2 separate regions of the Homo sapiens genome follow, and region 1 is linked to region 2. The links are chromatin loops, found by intact Hi-C in ENCODE. Cell type or tissue: breast epithelium. All regions are shown on one strand. Links, peaks and the distances in the headings refer to the core of each region. The heading gives the core; the rest is flanking DNA.

What was found. Hi-C counts contacts between places; a loop is a spot of excess contacts. Peaks named below come from ENCODE experiments on the same cell type or tissue, not always from the same donor. Only the 100,000 strongest peaks of a DNase experiment are listed, where the experiment ranks them.
Region 1: a loop joins it to region 2, with 5 times the contacts of the local background. A loop is called at or near these places in 1 of 110 quality-filtered maps.

The regions. Positions count from the first base shown.
Region 1 is chr17:33,590,582-33,600,777 of GRCh38, forward strand. It overlaps a transcript of ASIC2 not described here. Among named protein-coding and RNA genes, the nearest start is that of ASIC2-AS1, 37 kb to the left of the region's middle. In breast epithelium, for the core only: no CTCF peak of the experiment used is centred there; a DNase peak (open chromatin) is centred at 5,479.
Region 2 is chr17:33,316,945-33,327,140 of GRCh38, forward strand. It overlaps a transcript of ASIC2 not described here. Among named protein-coding and RNA genes, the nearest start is that of ASIC2, 29 kb to the left of the region's middle. In breast epithelium, for the core only: no CTCF peak of the experiment used is centred there; a DNase peak (open chromatin) is centred at 5,376; H3K27me3 peaks cover 322 bases.

The DNA of each region.
Region 1 (10,196 bases), core at 2,588-7,587, 270 kb after region 2:
ATCTCTATACCACACCCCAGTCTCTACACCACACCCCAGTCTCTACACTACACCCCAATCTCTACACAACACCTCAATCTCTACACCACACTCCAATCTCTACACCACACCCCAATCTCTCCTGACACCAAAGTCTATAATGATAACTGATGAAAACAGAGATTCACTCATCACATCCTGAGACATACAAAGGAAGCCAGGCTGCCGTTTTCACTTAGAGTGTCCACAGGTCTGCATGGGAGAAAATTTCTAGAAATTCTGGAGCTGTAGTCTTCTCCCTCCAAGAGTTGGTTTCCAAAGCTTGGTTTACTTGATTTCAAACATCTAAACCATAGGTACTCAGGAACAGCTGTGTGTGTTTGGCACATTGCTAGGGTCTGTGGGGGTAGAGAAGCCCAAGACATGGGGTCTTAGCCTTCAGTCTGGTCATTGGCTTCATTCCAACGTGCTCAAATGCTTGATGTCTATTTCCTAACACCTCTGTTCCTGTTTTCTGTTATATTCTGCTGTTCTGGGCTCTGAGGGTGACTGCCATCCTCTGCTAAAAGGCTGTCTACTTTTAAGTAACTCCTTTGCTTTCATTTGGGAAAGCTGTCTTTCAGTTACTGGCTGCCTGTCTGGTTTCTACCTATAGTCAATCAAAACACAGGAAACTGTCTGACATGGTATATGATAAGATTCGGAATTGTGTGACACATAAAATTGCCCCAGAGTCCCTGGACCACTCTAGACCTCTGATAGTTAGTAGGGGTCCAGTTTCCCCTTAGGCTCAGAATGGCAAATAGATGCCACTGGGGCTGCATTTCTCTGCCCCCAGCAGACATGGTTAATCCATCTTGGTGCTTTTCAGCTGAGCCAAGGCTTGGCTTCTGACCTTTTCTCAGTGCAAAGCTGTCGGCAGCCGCCATCAATCGATCTGAGTTGGCACTTAGAGTATGTAGCAGACAGCTGGTGTCTCACTCCAATATCCTTTCTGGGCCATCCCCCCAGCTGCTAGGGGTAGTGGGTCTCACAACCCACCATTGCACCTGTCTCCTGAGAATTGTTCTCTGCTGGCCCTGATAGGAGCCACCTCACCAGGAAATGTCTCAGATCTTATGTCTTGACTGATATAGGGGCACAAAAGCCTGATGCCCTTGTCTCAAAGTGGGGCCACTCTGTGATGCTATTTGTACATATTGATATTCCTGGGATCAAGCTGAGAATGACTGTAGCTTTGCTGAGCCCCTCTCCTTGCTCGGTCCCCCTTCCCTCACATCCTTACAGCTTTTGTTTTAGTTTGCTTGCACCTTCAACAGATCACTCACACAAGAATCCTCATCTCAGGGTCTGTTCCTAGAGAAACCTGAGCTAACCTAGGTCATCTGCCATACCTGCCCTGCCTCTGCTCCTATACCTAAGAAGGAAAAATCAAGGACAAGAATAAATTGATAATGTGCAAAGTTTCCCATTCTCTGGCTCCTGTACAGTAAACAAACCATCATCCCACAAGTGTCTTCTGGGCTCTGGACTCGTGCCAGGTACTGTGGTGCGCACTGAGGACACACCAGCACACAAGACCAAGGAGGGCCCCTCCTCATGGAACTTCCATTCTATCTTAGCTTGCTTTTCCTATACCACTTGCATTATCTGTTCCATGTATCTCTGGATTTCAGGTCACCATTGACCCCCTGCTCTGTGTCCCAGTGCTGGCATTCTGCCCTATTCTGACAAAGATCATCTGTCCGATGGTTAACTTAGTCTTAACCTTGGTGTTCACTAGCTGCCGGAGCCTTCTCTGGTTTGCTCTGATTTTAGGCCAGCCTCTATCTCATACCGGGGCATATGTAACTTTGGAGATGGCTGGGTCAGGCACAAGCCTGAAGTGAGGGAAGCTTAGAGGGGGTCAGCATTGTCTATAGTGAGTTAGAATACAACTTACAATACCATCACTGATAACATCCACTTGCATTCAGCACTTTGCGATTTACAAAGCACTTTTATGCTTGCTATCTCATTTGCTTCTCCAACAATCTTGGAAGGTAGACTTAATTAGCTCTGTGTACGTGGTGAGTAAGCTTAAGGATGGGTGTAGATAGGACTGGACTGCGAGCAGGAAATCTCTACCCCGGACCAAAGTGAAGGAGGAGGGTAGAATGGAAAGAACAGAGCAGCTTCTGAAGCATCTCTCAGGAGACAGAAGGTCAAGTAGCAGAATCAAAGACCTTCCACTGCCCTCTCCTCTGTCTTCTGTTCAACTCAGGGAGTAGAAGGTCTTTGACCCTATTGCTTGGCCTTCCATCTCCTGAGAGACTCTTCAGAATCCATCTCTTCTTTCCATTCTGCTGTGCTCTGGTGTTCTCATTATCTGTAGCAGAAGTTTTATAATTTGCAGCTTACAGACCCCTAGAGATTCACGGGAGAGTTTCAGAGAGTTCATAATCCCCTTTCCCCAAATTGAAGTGTATGTCTATTTTTACCTGCAAAGTAGTTCACACATTTCACAAGATCCCCAAAAGCATCTGCAAACCACAAAAGTCAAGAATCACTGCTTAGGTTTTGTGGCCAGGATATACAAAGGACCTGAGATGAGGACGGAGAAAGGTTTTTGATAATATCAAAACATCCACTGCAGATGCAGCAATTGTATGTGCAGGCACAGCTGTGATGTCCATGGAACATCTGGCTGATAAATGAATTTTCCTCTTTCCAGTGGTTTTGAATCATGCAGTGACAGATTTTTAGAGCGAGATGCCTGTTCACTGCTGGGCACTTGATTGTCTCTCTGGGTCCCCTCATTGGTAAAAAAAAAAGCACATTGTGGCTAGGTTATCTTCAAGGGCTCGCCCATCACTGATGTTTTGTGCTTTTGTAAAGAGCCTCAGAAATCATCTCTTTCAGGATCTATTTAAAAGGTTGCAGCATGCAGTGGCTAAGGGTGGGTTTCTGAGCTAGAAAGCTCAGGTTGCAATCTCAGCTTTGCCTCTTGGTCAGGTTTTCTCTCTGGGCCTTGGTGAAATGGTGATAATGATGGCAGCTTCCCGTAGGGTTACTCTGAGGAGGACAAGAGTCAGTCATGTGAAGTGCTTAGACGAAAGCCAGCCACACAGTAGGCACTTCATCTGAATAAGTGTTGACTTTTGTGTAATTTGCACATAGAAGAGAGAACTGAAGGGTAATAAGTAATTTTGAAAAGGTCAATACAGTGAGAAAGAACAAGCCTCAGATTCTTGATTCCTAGTCTGTGCACCTCCCTGACTGCTACACTTGCTATGGTTCTTCATTTCTCCAAAGACTGAAGATTATTCTCAGTATCTGCACAGCCTTAGAAAACCCCATTCCCTAGGCCTGCTAATAAATCAATATTCAGGGAGTTTTAAAGACCTCTGTAAGGGCCAGACAGCACCTAGTACTATTATTTTCTATTCAAATTTTCATCCCTATTCCAGCCAAGTCCCAATGTCCCATCTTTGGACACTGTCCCATCAGGAAGATCCTGCTGTGTCTCAGATGCAAGTCATCTTGCTAGATCTTAGCTCGCGTTTCCTACACCATTTGCATTGTCTGTTTCATGTGTCTCTGGATTCCAGGCTGCCATTGGCCCTCCACTATGTGTCCCAGTGCTGGCATTCTGCCCTATTCTGACGTAGGCCATCTATCAGATGGCTGACTCAGTCTTAACTTTGGTGTTCACCAGCTGCCTGCTTTCAGAGCTGTCTCTGGTTTGCTCTGATTTTAGGCCAACCCCCATCTCATACCAGAGCAGGTACGGCTCTGGGGATGGCTGGATCAGGTGCAAGTCTGAAGTGAGAGAAACCCAGTGAAGGTCAACATTGTCTACAGTGACTTAGAATGCAACTTACAATACCATCACCAATAACATCCTCTTGCATTCAGTACTTTGCAATTTACAAAGCACATTTATGCTCACTATCTCATTTGCTCCTCCAACAATTTTGGAAGGTAGACTTAAGTAGCTCTGTTTAGGCTGGGCACAGTGGCTCACACCTGTAATCCCAGCACTGTGGGAGGCTGAGGCAGGCGGATCACGAGATCAGAAGATCGAGACCATCCTGGCTAACACGGTGAAACCCCATCTCTACTAAAAATACAAAAAATTAGCCAGGCGTGCTGGCGGGCGCCTGTAGTCCCAGCTACTCGGGAGGCCGAGGCAGGAGAATGACGTGAACCCGGGAGGTGGAGCTTGCAGTGAGCCTAGATCGCACCACTGCACTTCAGCCTGGGCGACAGAGGGAGACTCCATTTCAAAAAAAAAAAAAAAAAGAGCTCTGTTTAAGCGGTGAGTAAGCTCAGGCCTAGAGAAATTGAGTAACTTGGGTAAGGTCACACAATTTTTTTTTGAAAAAGTAAAATTGATGGCGAGGTGCAGTGGCTCATGCCTGTAATTCTAGCACTTTGGGAGGCCCAGGTGGGATGATCACTTGAGCCTGGGAGTTCAGACCAGCCTGGGAAACATAGCGAGACGTTATCTCTACTAAAAATTCAAACAAAAAAATTAGCTGGGCTTGGCGGCAAGTACCTGTGGTTCCACCTACATGGGAGGCTGAGGCAGGAAGCTTGCTAGAGCCCTGTAAGTTGAAATTGCAGAGAGCCATGATGGCACCATTGCCCTCCAGCCTGGGCAAAAGAGCAAGACTTTGTCTCAAAAAAATGAAAAATTAAAAAAGGTAGAATTGAAAACCAGGTCTGTCTGACCTGAAGTCCGTTTTCTTCCAGCTATGCCACAGCTGGGACGTCAGAGGGTTATTAGGTCTGGAGTAAGTGGAAAGAAGTCAGCTAGTTTGGGAAGAGCAACAAGATCTCAGGAGACAAGAGGGCTAAGGCTGGGAGCCCGGTTGTTCTAAGGCACTACAGTGTGACAGAGTACACCTTAGAGAGTTGGGCTTCTTTTGCCTTCCCACTTATGTAGCCTTTAACTGCGTAAGAAGCATTGGGAGCCTCAGCTATAGGGGCTTTTATTTCTGTTTCTTCATTTCTTGTCACATCTCCCAGGAAGTTCTATTGTGTCACAGAGATGAGCATAGGCTTTAAAACTAATCAGATCTGAGTTTAAATCTTTATTTTATGACCAAGAGATATTGGGTAAGTTACTCAGCATCCCTGAGCTTCTGTTTCTTCATCTGTAAAAATGGAATAAACACATCTGCCTTGCAGGGGGGTTGTGAAAATTAAATTAAATAATGATGCATCGTTTTCAGGAATACTTGGGGTGGAATGACCCACAAAGGGGTTTAACTTCTTGGCCAGAGAAACCCAATGGGCCTTCCCATGAGAGGCTGGGCCCAGGCCTCAGCTGTGTCTTGCCTTCTCTGGGCTCTACTTATTTTCTGGAGCCTCTTCTGTTGCAAGCTAAATAGTTCCTCCCCCTCAGTAGAGTCTATGCTGTTTCCTCTGGCTACAGACTCTATAATGCTCCTTGCTTAGCAGTTGCTTAGCCAAGCTGGGCCAATTAAGCTGCATTCCTCTAATTGTTTTGGTGGCTTTTCTCGGAACTCCCTCCAATTTGTCTACAAATCAGTTCTAAATTTAGACCCACCCGCCAAATCTTGGAGCTCTGAGCTTTTCACTGCTCTAGCCAACCATGAGGCTCTTCTACCATCAGTGATTGAGTTTGGGGGTGGTTCTCTTCCTCTCTCTCTTCTCCTTCCTCTAATTATCAACATGTAGGCATGAAATGACTTTGTGACATGCTTTATTTTGTTTGTAGAGTGCAGGTCCATATTCAGTTACCAAACAGTTATTCGTATTTAAACTCCCAGGAAAATGATGGTAGAGAATTAAAGGTGGGATTAATTTAAATGCACAAATTATTTTTACATTCCAAAACTGCACAGAGAAAACAAACCAATTTTGATATAACGGGGGAGAAAAGGTAAGAGGGTAGGAGCAAGAATAAAGTTATTTGCTCTCTGTGTTTTTGTGCCTCACTCCCTGCACTTTTTCTACCTTCCCAGTTTGCATTCACCAAAGTATCAGCGCCCCCGGCCTTGGTGTGTCTAACACAAAGAACCTGCAGTATCTTTGTCAGGTAGATAGGACCCTCCCAACCCCCAGGAGACAAGATTTCAAAGATCCCTATTCTCCCTCCTTTTTTCTCTCCCTCCTCCTTCCTTTTCCTTCATCCTCTTCTCCTCTCTTCTTCCTCCTCCATGTCAATATCAAATTCATTGCCACCAGCCATCTTTTATGCTAACAGAGTGGCTTATGCTCTTGAAAGCCTTTTCATAGACACAGTCTCATTTGAATTGTACAAGAGTCCTGGGCAGGGCCAGAGCGGGTACATAGACTCCGTTTGACAGATGAGAAAAGAGTACTCCAGAGAGGTTTAGCAACTTGCACAAAGTCAAACAGCTCATGGATGAGCTCTCAAAAAGACCCAGGATTTCTGGCTTCAGCCTTGGTCACAGCTGGTGCTCTACAAACATTTGTCAGATGAGAGAATTCTGATCTCACTGCTGGCTAACGGATCAGATCAACACAGCCAAAGGCTTCATGACAGGCTGGCAGGCTGGCAGGCTGGCAGAGAAGCCAGAATCTTCCGTTGTCTCAGAGCTTCATTCCCATCAACCCAGCGGACACCTGTTGACTGTTCCCAGAAAACCACTGCAGACATGTTTCTTTGTTGTCAGCAGAGTCCCCATGGACATCTCATGAGTCTTTGAGGATGCCCACAGGGCCCTGCAGGGAAGGAGACATGATGGCTGGCTGGAAGAAATGCCTCCACAGGTGGCGGAGAGTTTTTTTCACCTACTGTAGACTCCAAGTCTCTTTCTCTTAGGGCCTCAAAGGCATGTTAGCACATACATTTAACAGCAAGTGCTTGGATCTAACAATATTCTGAGTGCATAGGACATGTAGAACTGACAATCCTGCTTCCCTGTATAGATGACATGTCCCTGCTCTGCAAAATGGGCCTCTCACTTCTATATATATGACTTAGCTTTTTTTTTCAAGAATCAGGTGGGATAAGGAGTTTAAATGAGTTTACAAAACAGAAAGTTCTATATAAAATAGATGATAATTCTATATAAAAACTCCTTTGTTGCTGTAATTACAATAATCCTAGCGGTAAAGTTGACCTTAATACGTGATGGAATCAGCGATGGAAGAGACTTTAGAGTCACGTTTCCCAACCCCTGAGTTTGTGGGTGAGAACACGAAGCTCCAGACAGAAATGATGATCCCACAGGGCCACACAGCAGGTGTCAGGAGGGATAGTTTTAGAACTCTGTCTCCCGGCTCATCCCCTTGTATTCTGTCCTTTTGTTTTGGATGCTGTTTGTAACATCTATTTTTCTTACCTTAATTTCTCCCTCTTTCCTTTTCTTTCCCAAAATTCAATACGTGCAGAATGTCTTCCAAATACTCCTTATCCACAACCTTTTCTTTCTCCGAATGTATCTATTTTATGTCCCATTACCTCACAATCTTGTGATGTTGCTTTAATAATTAATGAATCCATGCTGACAGGTTAAAAAAGAAGAAACCACAATGACCAACTGTGCCACTCCACCCAGAGAGCATTTCATTTCAATAGACACCTTCACATACCTCCAAGAAAGAGAAATGACTATTCATGAAATTTCAAATTCTGTGGCACACCATTTGGGATTTTCTCCAGATTGCACATTGATTAGGGGGTTCATCTCGCTTTTAACTCATGGTTGAATATGTGGCTGCCTTCTCTTATTGGCTAATTGCTCTAACCTTCTGAGCTCTGTGACCCTGACTGATGGCACTGGATATTTCCACAGCCTTGTCCAAGGAGGCCTCCACCAGCAGGGCTGGTTTCTGACACAGAGTGTTTGCAGGTTATTCCATATTCTTTGGGTCAAGAATGGAGCTTGAGCTTCTTTCTGCATGTCAGTAATTAGACCCAATAGGTTCCCAGTGAGTGTGCATGAAATTGAAGGGTGGTGTTTCTTCAGGATGTGTTTCCTGGGTGAAGACTGTATGTGAAAATGTCAGGGCTGGTATCAAAAGAGGATTTAAAAAGAAAATTTTACTCAAGGAGAAGAAGCAAATGGACAGACAATTCCCCACTTGATGTCAGTCATCTGGTTCCTCTTTTCCTTCCCAGCTGGGTCATGGACTTTGCATCTTTTCTTGCATGTATAGAGCCTATTACAGATCCTGAAATTTCAGTGTTCAGTGAATACCAGTGCTGGGCTGTAAGACATTGGTGCCTCCAGGACAAGGAAGGATGTGCCCCACAATCAAAGAAGGGGGACAAGAAAGAATGAGATTTCAGAACTTGGAGGACTTCATTTCAACAGTTTTGGAAATTACCTAGTCTAACCTCCCTCAACTACTTTGTCAGGGAGTCTGAGACTGCCTATAGGGTATGCAGGAATGTGTCTTGCTGGAAACAGATAGCACCATTTGGACTGTGTGAGTGTGCATGCACCTTACGCAATCAACAAAGGGCTGCGCCTGTATGCACACATATGCCCATCTTCTCCACAGGGTGGACAAGCCCAGGACAAGCATCCTTCTCTGTAAAATGGAGCCTTGATATCTGCACTGTTTACTTCACAGGGTTGTGAAGAGGGTCAGTAAGATCATGCTTTGAGACACATAAGAAATATTTTTTTGAAAATGTGAGTGAAACCTTGGTGTGCATGGGATTAGGTGCACAACTAGAGGAAGCTGTGCTTGCTAAGAACAGGCCTATTTTGTGGTCTGGGGAACAAAAGATACCTCTTGCCCTCAACACACAACCCTGAAGGTTGGGGAGGCCACAGCCAGCTGGGAAGGGAGAAAAGGAGCCTGATGAGGTATGTGGATGAGGAGGTTGTGGTGGACAAGAAGGGATGGCCCTGTCTCAGGACATGTAGGAGGCTGCCTTATCTTGAACATTCTCCAGAATAACGGGAGGTCACCTGGGGTGCTGAGGTCCTCAAGGCCACCAGGTCTGGGGCTCAGAACTACCGGGGCTGAGTGTTTGTGTATGTAGATGACAGCTGGCAGATGTGGAGTAGCACATGGGTAGGAAAACAGACTAGGAGAGTGAAAGACATTTGGCTGAGGCTGCATAATAGGATGTGTAAAGTGAGGGACTGAACACAGGCCAGTGTGGCTCCAAACCCAGGATACTCTTCCCAGCATCACAAACAGAGCAGTGGAAGAGAAGAGGGCTGTTCTGTGCTGAGGAGACCTGAAGCCCAAGGAACAGGCCTTCCCTGTGCTTGGGATGAAGAAGGTAGTGGCCTCTGATTGCATCCTTGCTCCTCTGGGGAGGGTTGGTGAGCTCTACCACCCTTCTAGAAAGGATGGCTCAGACTTCCCACTACTCTCCTTTTTCTCCAGTTTCTTTCTCCAGTTGCTCAAGTTCAAATCCTTCCTGTAACCCTTGATTCTTCTTTTTCTCTCCTTGTGAGCTGTTCATTTGAAATATGTTCAGAAACTTAACAGTTCTCGCCATCTTCACTGCTGCCATCTTGTCCAAGCCCCATCATCTCTCTCTGGTCTCGTGCATCTCTCTGCATCCACCCTTACTGCCTGTCATCTTGTCTCTGCACAGCAGCCACAGGAATCCTTTTCATGGGTAAGTCAGTTCCTGCCTCTCTTCAGAGGGAAACCCCAAAGGCCCTACTATTATTTGAATGTGTCCCCCAAAGTTGATGTGTTGGAAACGTAATTATTGCAGGAATGGGCTCCTGATAAAAGGATGGGTTTGGCCTCCTTTCCTCTCTCTTTTGTCCTTGTGATGCCTTCTGCATGTTATGACATAGCGAGAAGGTCCTCACCAGATGCAACCCTTTGACATTGGACTTCCTAGCTTCTAGAACCATGAGCCAGAGAAATTTCTGTTTATTATAAATTACCTGGTCTGTGGCATTCTGTTATAGCAGTGCAAAACTAACACAGAAAATTGGTATTAAGAAGTGTGGCTATTGCTATAACAAATATCTGAAAATGTGGAAATGGCTTTGGGACTAGGTAATGGGTAGAGGTTGGCAGAATTTGGCAGGTCAGGCTATAAAAAGCCTATATTGCAATAAATGAAGCATTAACCCATTTATGCCTGAGGTGGCAATTTTTTTTAATTTTTGCAATCAGACCTTGGTGATGACCTTGAGTGCTAGGATATAAATAACTACCACATGCTTAGTGTTCCAATAATGGAACACTAGGCATAATTAAGGGCAATTCTGGTGAGGGCTCATAAGAAGAAAAAAGTCATAGGGAAAGCC
Region 2 (10,196 bases), core at 3,101-8,100:
AGCACTGGTCTGCCTTTAATCACGCCCTGCACATTTCTCTTTCCTGGCTCCAGGACCAGCTTCAGAGACCTGGGTCCAGTTGCCGGGAGAACAGCGCAGCAGTTGCTTAGGCCCGATCTTGGGTACCATTCTTGTGTTATTACTAACCATGCCACTTGCCTTAACAGTTATAGGCTGGCTAATTAAAGCAATTAATCAAGTCCTCAAGAAGTTTGCATGCTGTTTGGAGTTTCTTCTGCCTTTGCCCCTACATCTGGTGCCTGAGGCCTGCTTCCCTTGCAGTGCTGTGATTCCCATGTTTGTCAGAGTACCAGGCATGCTGTGAGCAGTTCCTCCTGCTGCAATCAAGGGTTCATGTGAGCTCTGAGGGTAGACCTTAAAGGGCAACCCTCCAAAATGCTCTCCTGCGAAACCTCTGCCTCCAGGTTGGGTGAGCATCTCCTGTGCCATTCTTCATTGCTTATACTTGCATTGTCAACATCCTAATAGATGTCTTTGAGCTCTGTATGGTCAGACTGGTGTTTTTCACTTTGTATTTTCAAAGCTCTGTCCAAGACCTTCATCTAAGGGACACCCAATGAAAATTCCTTCTCCTTTTTACAATTCCTTTCCACCCAAATGACTTTCAGCTTAGGAGAATAATAAAAAGTCGACAGATGTTTTTCAAGGCCAGGTACTGTGCTGAGTACCATGTGGAATCAGAGATAAATAAGACCTCACTCTTGTAGGCAAGAAGTTTACAATCTAGTAGGGAGATAAAACACATTCACCGATGACAGTAAGACAAGAATCCCATAAAAGAAGGTCAGAGAAGATACCACAGGCTCTCAGAACAAGAGAAAAACACAGCTGACTAGGAAATCCAAGAGGACTTCACGGAGGAGATGGAATTTCAGCTGGGCTTTTGATTTTTGTGAAATGGATTTGGACGTGTGGAGATGAGTGTGTGTGTGTGTGTGTGTGTGTGTGTGTGTGTGTGTGTGTAGGATATGTTTATATATGAGCTTGTAGGTGGGGCAAGGAGAAAAGATTGAGAAGCTCCTAGGGAATGAAACCTCCAGCATAAGCAAAGTCACCGTCTTTAGGAAAGAGCTGACGGTCGCATTTGGGTAGAGTCTGACATTCATTACAGAGATTAAACATCGTTAAGGCAGCAGCTGGCAGCCTCCAGCGACATTGCGGGGTGGGTGGATTTGGAATTTAGCTTCCCCTTACTGCTTTCCTCTTTCTCTTCGAGGGGGCTTGCCCTCCTCCCCTTCCTTCCCATTTCCAGACATGCTCTTTGGGTTTCCAGGGCCTTCTTGCTTTCTTCTCTCGTCTTTAACAAAGCCTATTCTTAGGAAGAGATATAATCTTCTCCATTTGCATGTGAGTTTGGGTTCCAGGCTGCCTGCTACCACTGAGCCTGTCTTACCATGGAACTGATTTCGCCTACTGCAGAGCTGTGATGAGGATTTGGTGCCAAAATAAGGTCCTAATCTGCACTCAGCTTTCTTTCACTCCTAGAAATTGATGACAGTAAGTGGGTTGCCTCCCTGCTGCCCTCCCTCGTTTGGGTGACACACCACAATTGCACAGCCAAATAGTTTTCCAGGGGAGAAGCTTTCTAAGCTCCTGCCCACTGAGCAACAGGTTTTGTTTCTCATGACTTTAATTAAGGGAGTAAATAAATATAGCAGGATGACTTGCTTTTATTTTCCTTCTTTGCTCTAGTGAGAGTTCTCACCGTGAGGAAGGTAAATCCCCTGAGATCCTGGAGGTGCCCTGTGGAGGGTCGTGTGTGTAAGGCACCCTGGGGATAAATGGTAGCTTCCCATCTCTTACAATGGTTGGGGACAGCTGCATTGAGCAGGAAAGAGGACACAAGAAGGCCCTTTTGGTTTTGAAGTTTGAGCGGGAAAAAGCTGTTCCTTTTCTGGAGAGAGCTGATGATTAGGGAAGGAAAGTGATTCCAGGTCCTCAAAGAATGGTCACCAGGAGCAAAACTGGGGCAGCCAGAAAGATGGAGAAAGTCTGTGGGAAGGACTAAAATGGCAGGCCATTAAAAACTATGCTCACGCCTGTAATCCCAGCACTTTCGGAAGCTGAGGTGAGCAGATCCCTTGAGATCAAGAGTTTGAGACCAGCCTGACCAACATGGCCAGGTGTGGTGGCACATGCCTGTAGTCCCAGCTACTCAGGAGGCTGAGGCACGAGAATCACTTGAACCCGGGATGCGGAGCTTGCAGCGAGCCACAGTCACACCACTGCACTCCAGTCTGGGTCACAGAGCGAGACTCCGTCTCAAAAAAATAAACCCCCAAAAACTAGACTTTCATGCATCCATTGGGGTAGTTCTGGACATCTTCAGCACTGAGGGAGTGGCTCTTCCTGCTTCAAGGGTCCATAGTATCCCACATCAGGATTGGGACACGTAGCTGCCCAGGACAATCTATTGGTCTGAGAAGGACCAGCTGATGACAACCACACCCTAGGACAGCCAGTGATGGATGGGGAAGAGTTTGTGTTTTCCCTGTGTTCATGTGGGATTCAGACCACCCTCCTTTAAAAAAGTTTTAATTTTTAATTTTTATGGGTACATAATAGATGCATATATTTATGGGTTACATGAGATATTTTGATACAGCCATACAATGTGTAATAATTATATTGGGGTAAATGGGGTATTCACCACCTCAAGCATTTATCCTTTCTTTGTATTATAAACAATCCAGAAGTAGCTTGGACTACAGGTGCACACCACCACACCTAGCTAATTCTTGTATTTTTTGTAGAGATGGGGTTTCACCATGTTGCCGTAGCTAGTCTTGAACTTCTGGGCTCAAGCAATTTACCCTCCTCGGCCTCCCAAAGTGCTGGGATTAGAGGCATGAGCCACTGTGCCTGGTCTCCATTAATTACTTTTAAATGTACAGTAAATTATTGTTGACTATAGTCACTCTGTTGTACTATCAAATACTACATCGTATTCATCCCTTTCTTGGTCTAGGAAAACTCTAGGATTTGGGGGAAAAATCTTTGGGGAAGGAGCTAAGAACAACCAAGCAAACTCAGGGCCTCCAGAGGAAGTAATTCATGTGCAACCTGGGATGAATCCCTGGGATGAGTCTAATAAGGAGCTCGTGGAGCAGTAAAAAGCAGGAGTTAATAGAAGCCACACCAGCCTCAGCAGCATCTGACACCCATACCAGCCCTGCGTGTGAGAAAATGTTTGGATAAAATCAGAAGCTGAACATCTTCCAAACAGACATTTCCTCCCTTCTAAGAGGGCTCTCTATAAAATCCTCTTGTAAATTTTGAGGTATTTTTTTAAGGAGAAGCTCTGTTACTGTCTTTTTTATTAATGTTGTTTGTTGAGGCATTCTTATTTCAGCTGGTGGGCTTAGCACAGCCTGAGTCTTTCAAGCTTTAAAGGGTTTCATTTTTATTGCGATAGCTCTTGGTGCCTCACTCTTACGGAAGGAGTTAACAGGCTTCCCACACTATCTCAGCCCACCCTCTGGTTCTATAGACAACAAAACAGACCTAGGGAAGGTGGTGGGATTGCCCGAAGTCAGGGAGCCAGTTGGAGACAGAGCTGGTGCCAGTGCCAGGTTAGTATGGAGTTGAGGTGGACAGTATCCTGTTTGAGGGTTTTGTTGTTATTGTTGGTTGCGAACACATCATCTCGTCGGCTCATTCTGAGTTTAGAGTTGGTTGGATTCCATAAGTGATTTGCTTTCCTATGTGGAACTCTTAAGCCATGATGTGTCTGTTCTCTATTGGAGCTACAAACACCCATCTTCTCTCTCCTTGCTTTTCCTGGAAATGCAGACTTCATGACCACTCAAGTTTCTCTCCCCTGAAAATCCTATCCTGTCACCCCAGGGAGTTCATGGCTCTCTGTGCCCACTGCACTCTTATAACTGATTTTTTTGTGGGTGTCATAAAGTGCTTGCCATCCTTACTCTACCCTGAGGTCCTGTAGGCAGTACCATTCGTTCTTACTGTTGTATAGTATTCTACACTACAATTTATTTATTCATTCTGCATGGAAGGTCACCTCATCACTTTTCAGTCTGTGGCTACTAGGAATAGCGCTGCTGTGAATATCCTTGTTCAAGGCTTTCGGTGAACATATGTATCCACTTCCGTTGAATATATACCTGGGAGCAGAATGGTTATGTCACAGGGTAGCCACATGTTTCACTTTAGCAGGGTCGTGCTTGTATGTCTGTATCTCAGCACCTAGCACATAGCAGGCATAAAGTAACTATTAGTTGAATAAATACGTGTGCCATTATTTCCTCGAGCCTAAGTGTAATATTTTACATTTAATAAATGGATGATTAGTTTTTGCTGCAGAGCTACAAAAACCTTAGTCTTGCACATTCTTAGCATGTTAAAGATAGAGGGGACCATTTAAGTTCACCCATTCATTTTTACAAATGTGAAACCTGAGGCTCAGAAAGGAAATCAACTTACCCAGGAATGCACAGCATTTTTGTGTCAGAACTAAAACAGAAACCAAGCCTCTGTAAAAATATAAAGGCCTGCTTATTGCTTCTGTGCCACAGTTTAAAATGTTTATCATTTAGTTGCATTAAAATACTTATTCCTATGTAGTACCTCTGGGCACATAAAAGATTAAAGATTATATTTCTAGCATTTATTATTATTATTATTTTGCTTCTTCCTAGAGGGAACCATTTTGCTTCTTGCTGGAGGTAAGGATTAAAAACAGCTTTTTTTAGTCATCAGAGGAAACAGGTTGTGATTACCCTGTATCAAATTTTTGGTAGAAATGATTCCTTCTTACATGGATCAAAGATACATACTAAACTTTCATTATGCATTTTCTTTTTGCTGAGTTTACAACCCCTTAATGTGAAGCATGCTGCCAGCTTAACTAGAGCATTGAAAATGTGCAGCTCTCCTTCAAGCCATTGGCAGATTGCAGGCAGGCTGGTTTGGACCAGACATTTCACAGCATTAGAAGTTAAACTGTAGTGGGAACAGTGGTGGTAACATCCAGTCTCAGTCTACCTGAGACGCCATGGCTTCCCTGTCAGCTGTCTGGATCCTGGGAAGGACCACAGTGGATCCATGGCTCTGTGTTCCACCCCTAGAGAGTGACACATAACAGTGGTGGAACCGGTCCAGAATGAATGAACCCTCTTGTGCATCTGCTCTTGAACACGTGGGAGTGGAGAAGGTGGGTTTGTCTTCATTTCCATCCCCACTATCCTAGCTCTTGAACTTCAGATCTTGGGAGATCAGAGACTGAGGCAGGCTGAAAGTGGAGCAAAGCCAGCTCTGTGTGTGGGTGAGGAATGAGTCTGAATCACCCCGGTCTGCCTTCCGAGTGACAGTAGCAAAGCCAGTTGGAAGGAAGATCCAAATATTGCCAAAATCCAGCCGAATGAGAGCCTTGTTTTCATGGCCCTGCTCTGGTGGTTTGCCAGAAGAGTCTTCCCTTGAGCAAGTGGAGGTGGTGATTTGTAATTCCCATCGGTTCATTGCAGCATGCTTCTATTAAGTGCCTGCTGTGTGCCCAATTAATCCACCGATAGGTACAAGAGAATTAGAATTCTTGACCTCTGCCTTCAATAAACTTAACAACCAGTAGAAAGATTCATTCATTCATTCATTCATTCATCCATAATTTTCTGAAAGCCTACCTTGAGCTGTATACAGAATTAAGTACTGAAGACAGAGATGGTTCAGACCCAATACCTCCTTCCAACAATGTTACTGTCTAATAGACTGATAGGGGAGATGGGTGCCAACAAAATGAATAAGATGGACTGGGAGAGCAGGAAGAGCAGAGGGAGCAAAGAGAAGGAGCATCTCACCCAGGCTGGGCACGAGTTGGAGGAGGCTTCTCGGAGGAGGCTTCTCAGAGGAGGTAGTACTTGAATAGCATCATGAAAGATGAGCAAAGATTAGTGGGAAAATGAGCTGATGTGTGTACAGTGCTCTTTTAGGAGTCAGAGATATCTGAACAATTAGAATTTAGTACATGGTATGATAATTCAAGAGAACAAGGGACTGGAGTATTTGAGACTGTGACTATCTCTTATACTTTCTGAACATACCCACAAATAACCAGAGAATAATTTAACAAACAAGACATAACTGAACTCTCACATGCTGCTGGTAGGAGTGCAAATTAGTACAACTGTTTTGGAAAACTGGCAGTATTTGCTAAAGTGAAACATATGGCTACCCTATGACATAACCATTCTGCTCCCAGGTATATATTCAACGGAAGTGGATGCATATGTTCACCGAAAGCCTTGTACAAGGATATTCACAGCAGCACTATTCCTACTAGCCACAGACTGGAAAGTGCTGAGGTGACCTTCCATGCAGAATGAATAAATAAATTGCGGTATAGTCATACAGTAGAGTACTATACAACAGTGAGAATGAATGATCCATGACTACAGGCAACAATATGGAAGAGTCTCACAAATCTAAGGTTGAGTGAAAGAAGCCAGACACAGGCGGGCACGGTGCCTCACGCCTATAATCCCAGCACTTTGGGAGGCCAAGGTGGATGGATCACTTGAGGTCAGGAGTTCAAGACCAACCTGGCCAACTTGGTGAAACCCCTGTCTCTACTAAAAATACAAAAATTAGGCAGCTGTGGTGGCAGACGCCTGTAATCCCAGCTACTTGGGAGGCTGAGGCAGGAGAATCACTTGAACCTGGGAGGCGGAGGTTGCAGTGAGCCAAGATTGTGCCACTGCACTCCAGCCTGGGTGACAGAGTGAGACTTCTCTCCCCACCACACCCCCGCCCCAAAAAAGAAATAAACCAGACACAAAAGTGTGTGTACTATATGATTCCATCTTTATATAAGGTACAAAAACAGGCAAAGCTGATCTATGCTATTATAAGTCAGAACGGTAATTATAGTTGTAGTTGGCAGTGGGAGTTACTAGAAACAAGCGTGGAAAGTGTTTCATTGGTGCTGGTAATATTCTTGTTTTTGCTTTGGGCATTAGTAACATGAAGGTGTTCACTTGGTGAGAATTCAGTGAGCAGTGTACTCTCTTACATATATATTATACAGCAATCAAAAGTCAAAAACCTTCTGTAATCTTGGGTTAGACTCTGGGTCAGAGGCATATTGTAAGGGCTGTAGGAATTTGGAGTATGTAAAAGATCTCGATGGTGAACTGGGTCCTCCTGTGTTAACCATCTCTCACAGAGAAAATTGGGGGCTCCTGAGAGGTTTGGTGCCCTTGTGTCATTAAATCAAGCACTGTATTTTCCCTCAGAGAAGACCTCTTCTCATTAATTTGGCCTTTGCAGTGGATGTTACTATTTCAGAAGCAGAACAAGGTTATGGACAGAGCAAGGGTTTTTTTTTCACATGGCTAAGTGTCTGTGCATTATCACTGGGCAACTTGACTCTCTGCCCCTCAATTTCCACATCAGGTGAATGAGGATAACAGTCTGGGGCTGGTGTTCTGACAGTGCTGTTCTTATGATTCACTCCTAACCCCATTTATTGCCTGCCTGCTGGACTGTAGCAGGATACAGTATATGACAGAGCCCTGCAAATATGAGGAGGCATTGTATTCTGACCTGGGGCTGGGAGGCAAGGGATTCCCTAACCTACCTAGATCTGTGTGTACAGAATCAAGACACCAAGACTGGGTGCCTGCTGCTTCCCGAGGAAGCCTTCCACTGGGATATCATTGCTCTCATCTCAGCATTTCCTGTCATCCCTTGGCCAAGTCACTGAACCCACCTTTGTGTTCTCTTCTCCCCATTAAGAGAGGAGCCCAGGGATCAGTCGTTCTAACAGCATCTTTGACAGCACAAAGACTGTTTCTGTCTCCCAAAGAAAAAAACCATGGGAAAGGAGATATGAAGCCCATGCTAATCATTCCTACAGACTTCCAGCCTGCCTGCTGCCCTTCTCACTCCATTCACCAGGAATATCACAAGAGAACCACCCTGAAAAGAGATGTGACATAACTTGCCATTGTCCCTGACAGTCTGGGATTCCTGCCCAGTCCAGAGCCACAACAGATAGAGGAGAGGGGAGGGAAGAAGAGGGGGTGAATGCTGACTTCTTTCCGGGCTCTGTGCTTGATGCTTTCCGCCTGACATGCTTTCCATCATCAGGCACGTATCTATTGAGTACCTATTAGGGTCTGAGCACTGGTGATGCCACAAGAAACAAACAAACAAACAAACAAACAAGAAAGCTAGATCTTGGCTCTGTGGAGCTCATAGTCCAGTGAGGAAAGCAGACAATAAGCAGATATTCACACAAATAACTCAAAAAATGAACCTGTGATAACTGATAGGGAGAAGGAGAGGAAGGATGTCTCAGAGCACAACACAAGGTGACCTAAACAGGTTTGGGATAGTAAGAGAAGGCTCTGCAGAGGAGACAACTTTAAAGATGGTACCTGCAGGCTGAACAGAAGCTGTTGGATGGAGAATATCAGGGAAACATTCTAGGAAGAGAGGATGGCTTGCATGGAGATCTTGAGGCAGAAAGGACAATGGTGTTCAGAGGAACTAAAAGAAGGCCTGACTGGCTGAAGGGTGGTGCATGGGGAATGGAGAATGCCCTGAGAGCAAGACAGGAATGCAGTCAACATCAAGATCACAGAAGGCCTTGGGGGTGCGAAGACTTAGAAAGTGATTTTAGGAGTGATGGGTGGCGATTTAACTAGGATAATGGTACCCTTATACTTGTGGTTTTAAAAAGGTTACTCTGACCTCTCAATGGAGGACAGAGCAGCAAGTGGGTATGAGAAAGATTGGTAGAAGATCATGGCTATAATCCAAGCAAAGGATGTGGTGGAGTGGATTGAAGGAGGGGCAGTGGTGATGGGAAACAGTGGAGAGATTTGAACTATATTTTGGTGTTAGAATGTATAGGATTTGAGGATGGAAGGAATGGATGATTATGACTGCTAGGTTTTGGCCAGTGCAGTTGGGGGGCTGGTAACATCACTACTGAGATCATCCATTTCTGAGATGGGGAAAACAAGGAAAAGCTGATAGGTAGAGAATATTATAAATTCTGTTTTATCCTACTTAATTCTCAGGAGAGCCCTTCCTCTGTAGATAAGAAAATTGAGATCCAGAGAGGTTAAGAAACTTGGTCAAGGTCACAGAGCAAGTGGTCTAAATCTTGGCAGCAAGACATTTTTTGGTCATTTCAGAGATTGTATCTGTTGTGCATTCCTGCAGCATGTCACCATTTACAGAATGATTTCAAATATGTCATCCCATTTTGATTTTTACCAGTAAAACCCTATGAGGTAAACAGAGTAATCACCATTATACCCATTTTATGAGCAAGGAAATCGAGGTCATTAACTTGACCAATATCAGAGATCTATAGCTAATGTGAATAAGATTGAAACTCTGGGCTCTGTGACCACCAGTTCACGCATCTTTCCCAACTATCCCTCATTGTTATGTTTGTCAAATAGTGGAGTCAGATAAAATGCTTGACTGGCTAATGACAGGCAATTTATTTAACCTCTCTGAGCCTCAAATTCTTCACTTATGAAATGGAGAAAATAATATCTGCCTCCATGGTTTGTCATGAGAATTCAGTGAAGAGCTGAATGTAAGGCCCTTAGTACCTGACACAAGCAAGCACTCAGTTGTCTAGCAATGAAGCCACTGCTGAATATACACTTCTCAACCCAAACACCCCTTTTCCCTTGAGGAAAACCAGCAGCTCCCAGAGCTGGGGAGGGCCTGTAGAATTGCTGATGAACTTTTTCCCCAAAGGGCCTCCTATTTTCTTTATTCGTATTCAATTAGGACTTTTAGCACAGTTTTCTCTGTCTCACTGCCTTGTCCCCATTTCCAAAGTCAGTCCATTGCTGACTTTTGGCAATTATTCCTGTGTAATTTCTTTTACTTTGTTCCTTTCTTCCACACCCACAACACTGCTCAGTGTAGATCCCATTCCCTTCTTCCAGACCCATCACAATAACCTTTAAATGTTTAACTCATCTCCCAAGTGCTTGCCCAATTTGGGCATGTACAAATACTTCCCCATATTTTCTCATTTTCTATATAAGAAAGCCTAGACCTCTTAGTCAATGAGTCAGGTATCATTACAGTTACCTATCAGTTTCTCTCAAACTCACCTCCCAGTGCTATTCAACAGGGAGCCTTCTCTTCAACCAAAAAAGCCAACCCATCATCTTCCTTGTATCACC